2 separate regions of the Homo sapiens genome follow, and region 2 is linked to region 1. Evidence: read pairs that join two places in POLR2A ChIA-PET (ENCODE). Cell type or tissue: Panc1. All regions are shown on one strand.

The links. ChIA-PET counts read pairs that join two places held together with the same protein. Peaks named below come from ENCODE experiments on the same cell type or tissue, not always from the same donor. Only the 100,000 strongest peaks of a DNase experiment are listed, where the experiment ranks them.
Region 2: POLR2A ChIA-PET joins it to region 1 with 12 read pairs; 2 of 35 experiments call an interaction of 5 or more read pairs at or near these places.

What each region holds. Positions count from the first base shown.
Region 1 is chr18:23,729,809-23,732,308 of GRCh38, forward strand. All of the region lies in intron 2 of LAMA3 (laminin subunit alpha 3), which reads left to right. Among named protein-coding and RNA genes, the nearest start is that of LAMA3, 42 kb to the left of the region's middle. In Panc1, no CTCF peak of the experiment used is centred here; no DNase peak of the experiment used is centred here.
Region 2 is chr18:23,573,250-23,575,749 of GRCh38, forward strand. It overlaps NPC1 (NPC intracellular cholesterol transporter 1), which reads right to left. Exons shown (of 25, transcript NM_000271.5): 2 at 203-325. Among named protein-coding and RNA genes, the nearest start is that of NPC1, 12 kb to the right of the region's middle. RefSeq lists an enhancer at 836-1,130. In Panc1, no CTCF peak of the experiment used is centred here; a DNase peak (open chromatin) is centred at 982.

The sequences.
Region 1 (2,500 bases):
AGACCCGGGATTTGCTCCCCCAAGTCTGGCACCAGAGCCAGCCTTAGGCGCTGTGTGATGGCAATGTACGTGACGCTCCCGTCCTGTCTGTGCTGGGCTTAGCTGGAATGCTCATGGCCCGTGTGGGTGTTTGGTCATAATTGCTGTCCCTCTCGCAGGATGCTGTCATGATGTTGTTCATCACTGCCCACTGTGTTCCCCTGCAAAGATCCATTTGGACAATCCCTTTAGTCCCGGAATAGTTGTGCTTCTTTAGGACATTAAAAAACGAAATAAAACAAAAATGTATGGACCCTGGGATTAAGTTTCCCTCTTTTTGCTGGCTACTAGAAGCATAGGGGCAAATGTATGGCTCCACCATGCAGGTGGACACAGCTTCATGGCCTGCATTATTTTGTGTGCAAACCTCATTACAGGTTCCAACATTTCATCCCTATCTGTAATTTTGCTTTTACTCCTTTTTTTTGTTTTTGATTTTTGGTGATTTCACATTGCCATTTTCTTTCCATCCTTATACACTGCCCTCAATCTCCTCCCCAGTCTTTTTTTCTTTTTCTTTCTTTTTTTTTTTTTTTTTTGAGACGGAGTCTCGCTCTGTTATCCAGGCTGGAGTGCAATGTGCAATCTTGGCTCACTGCAACCTCTGCCTCCCGGGCTCAAGCGATTCTCCTGATTCAGCCTCCTGAGTAGCCGGGATTACAGGCACCCACCATCACGCCCAGCTAATTTTTGTATTTTTGTAGAGATGGAGTTTCACCATGTTGGCCAGGCTGGTCTTGAACTCCTAACCTCAGGTGATCCGCCTGCCTCGGCCTCCCAAAGTGCTGGGATTACAGGCATGAACCACCGTGCCCAGGCTTCACTCTTTTTTTCTTAAACAAAATGGGATGTAGATGAATACAAGCAATATATTGATGAAACAGTGAAATATAATTGCTGTTTTCATTTCAGTGATACATTTTTTCTTACTTAGAATACGCTGTCCGGGCATATTTTACCTTTATGATTATTCTAAGCCTGAAAAATTTGTATATTCATACAGAAGTATTTCTTGTTTTACATTGTTAAATATTTCTGAGTCATGTTGAGAAGTATAGTGCAATTCTGCGGAAGACTCTGAAACTTTATGAGCTTACCAAGGCTTATTTCTTGGGTTTTTTCTAAGTGGATTGTTACAGAGAAGCTCAACAGCAAGCAGAATGACTGAACATCAAAGGCTGTCTGAAGACGGTGCCAGGTTATAATTTTCCTTTTACAACCCCTAATGGACAAAGAACCTGCTTTTACTCAGCTGTTGCCTTTTAAAATTGATTTGGTTGTTTTCCCCTTGAGCAAATATATCCTTTAATTATAAGACCTCATGAGCTATTGTACTACTTCATTCCCAGAGAATTTTTTCTTTTGCTCTTAAATGTTTCCAGTGACAGTGGGATAATAATATGTGTGTTGCTAGCTAAGAGTGGGATTCTAAATATACAGGGATTCATCCTAAGCATCTAGAACATGACATATAATGTCTTGAGGCATTCTTTTAAAACACCCCTCCCACCCACATTGTACTTCTTCCTAGTCATTTTTTCTCTTCTTGTTAAGATTTATTGCTTCTTTGGAGGACAGCTGGGGACTAAAGTGTGCTCTACAGTGAAATTCTTTGCTCAATGTATTATCTTGTGGCAGATAGACCTGCACAAATATACTGTACTTTGTACTATCTACCTGAAGACACTTACTTTGCCCCACAAACTGGTGTGCAGTCATGGCATGAAGAAGACATACACTTCACAGGCAGGAAAACAGGGCCAGCTTTCCAGGGAGATGGTCTGGCAGCTGTTGGCATGGTGTAATTTCAGGAGGTAAGAGTAGGTTTCCCATGAGCCTGGAATTCCTTTAGCTGAGGATAAAGCTTTTAAAAGGCTCATGTCTTTAAAGATGGCAACAACAGCCACTGGGGACTACTAGAGGAGGGAGGGAGGGGAAAGGGTTGGGAAACTACTGGGTACCATGCTCACTACCTGGATGATGGGATCTGTTGTACCCTAGACCTCAGCATCACGCAATATACCCATGTAACAAACCTACACATGCACTTCCTGGATCTAAAGTAAAAGTTGAAATTATAAAAAATAAAATAAAAGGCTAATGGCTTTAGGAGAGGTAAGACATTGACTTCAGAGTCACATGAGATCAGCTTTCCTTAGGAGAAAGGGCAGCCCTGGCAATGTGATTCTGATGGAACAAGGGTGTGTATTATGGGCTGAACCAGTGCTTCCCAAACCTTAGTGTGCATCTGGATCATTTATTAAAATGATGATTCTGATTCACAAGGTGTGGCTGTGCCGGTAGATCCTGCATTTCTAAGATGCCCCTTGATGAGGTCAAGGTTGCTGGTCTGTGGGCCACATTCTGAGCAGCCAGGGGCTAGAAGGGCTCAGAGGGAAGAGAGGAGCTGAGGCAAAGGCTGGGGCTAGTAGTAGGATGGGCAGCAGGGAAGAGGCGAGAG
Region 2 (2,500 bases), 160 kb before region 1:
GCCCCTGAAAAATTAAGCCTTTGGAGTTACGGTGTTCTTTCTCTGCACTGTATGCCACAGGTTAGAGTTTGAGAGTCCGGGATAAGACTTAAGCCTGTTAGTCTCATCTCCACCTCCACCCTGCAATAACATTTAAGGAATAATTACAGAGGATCTTGTGATCAGCATTTTGTGTTCCCAGTGCCTAAGATAATGAACTTACCTGCACTAAGTCATATCCATCCTTTGGCAATGGTTTTGGTGGGCCAGAATATTCGCAATTGTACCTCTTGTCCCCATATGCAATTCCACACTCTCCATACCAAACACAGGACTGTGAAAACACCTACAGAAAGTCAACACAAACTTCAGTGTTACCAGGGTCTCAATGGTAAATTTCAACAAGAAGTGCCCACTCAAGTACAATCACAGAAACTTCCAATGCTACCTGCAAAATTAAGTAACAGCAACAGGCACTTAACATTTTGAAAAATATTAATTAAAGCAGACCAAATGCCTATTTGTCAAGTCAGTGAAGTAGGTAATGGAAATTGCTTATTTACATAATTTCTATTTCCTGCTTATTTGTTGATAAGAGGAAGCTATAGTTCCATGTAAGAAATACTCAATCACAGTAGAGAGAAAAGCAAGATAGTGACTTAGCAATTACTAAAGCACTATTTTTGCACATCTGCACCAGGAACTATATAAGCTCTAAGTAATGAAAGAATATTTCCATATGTATTTAGGTTAATTAATATCAATACATCATGAGTAACATGAAGAACAAAACAACAAAACCACAAACATCAACACCCCAATGTAAAGAGCGAGAATGAACTTCCTGTCCTTGAGGCTGAAGTAGAAAGCAAAGAATGTGCTAACTTTAAGGAAAAACACCGAGGCAATCTCAAAAGAAAATTTTAAAACCTCTTATGTAAAGATTTCTCAAAAACCACTCACATTTCCCATGTGAGAGTCACAAGGTTGTCAGAAAATTCAGCGGAGGGGAGGGGTCAGTGTGAATCATCAGGTCAGTGCCTTGCTCTGAAGGCTGCTGCCCAAAACGCACCTGATCCTCTGCCTCACAATGGACTCAGAAAGCCACAGAGGGCCCAGCTTGCCAGGGCCCCGGGCCTGCAATCGTCTGTTCTACAGGGAAACAGAAGATATCAAGAAGCAGCCATGGCTCCCAAGAACCCTGATGGGAAAGCCATAAAAAAAAAACAAATCTGAACAGAAGTCACAACATGAAATTCTCTCCAGTGACAGTGGCACATGACCTGCACACAGGCAAGAAGCTAAGTCAGTCTGTGTTGGTCCTTCAGTATCAAAATACAAATCCCACAACAGTCCCTGAAGCCCAAAAACATGAGAAAAAGTCAGCAGGAGATTGGGATTTGTATGTGTGGGGAAATCCAAGGCATCAATATCACTTTTCTCTGAATTCATTTTTCAGATGTTCTAAAATAAAAATTAGGACTTAACTCCTCTTGACTCTTTGAAAGTCATGTTTAGGCCACAAAGGAGGGAAATTATACAAATAAGGAAGTGACAACAAGCCTTCAACAAAGCCACATATGAACCCTGTGCCAAGATTCCACCACTATTTTTATATAAAGAGAATCCCAATTGTTATTCCCATAAACCCGGTGATTCTAAGGAAAAAAGAAACGTATTGCAACTCTGGGTTTCCAACTAATGGAAAAAAGTCCTAATGAGTAAAAGTCATTATCCATCTAACTAAAGTTTGAAAAGGCAAAAGCTGACTACAGAGGCAGAGGAAACTGCTGAAGTTCACATGAAATTTTAAATACAAAGAACTCTTCCCTAGACCTCGCAGAACTCTCCAGGGATTGGCCTGTCTCTGCCTCAGGGGCACTCTGGCTGGTTACCCACAGGAGCAGGAGTGACAAGAGACAGATGTGCAGTCAACACACTGCAGCTCTGGCCTGACAAACAGGACGGGTGTCTGGAGTCTAAAATCCCCTTACTCAGCACTTGGTACTATAGATGTGAATAAAGATGGCCCACTGCTGTTTAGGTTCCTTTTCACAAAGATCATTCGTTACTTATTTCAAAGCAAGTGCTATTTCCACCCACTTGGTGGAAGAGGGGTGGGTGAGAAGGCGGCACGGAGTGGGATCGAGTCCTGGGTTCTGATCCCAAGAGCTCCTGAGGCTCAGTGTGCTTGTTGAGCTGGATTGCACCTGGGATCACACCTGGAGCAGGTTACGTAACCACGTAGGAGTTTTCCTACCTGGGAAATGAAGCTCATAAGCTCTGCCTACCTCACAGGTTCCTGTGAAGATCAAATAAGGGCCTATCTGTACATATATAGTAAGTACTCAGTAAACTACAGAGCACCACGCAATCAAATATAAGGAATTATTATTAATGTCTTCTACCTGCTTGAGACCTCGGCAAAGAGGTTCCAAAGACTTAAAAAATTAACACCTGAGCCCAGGAAATTTGGGCTTGAATCAACATTCAGGTTTGCTTCTCAAAAGGTCATCTTCTA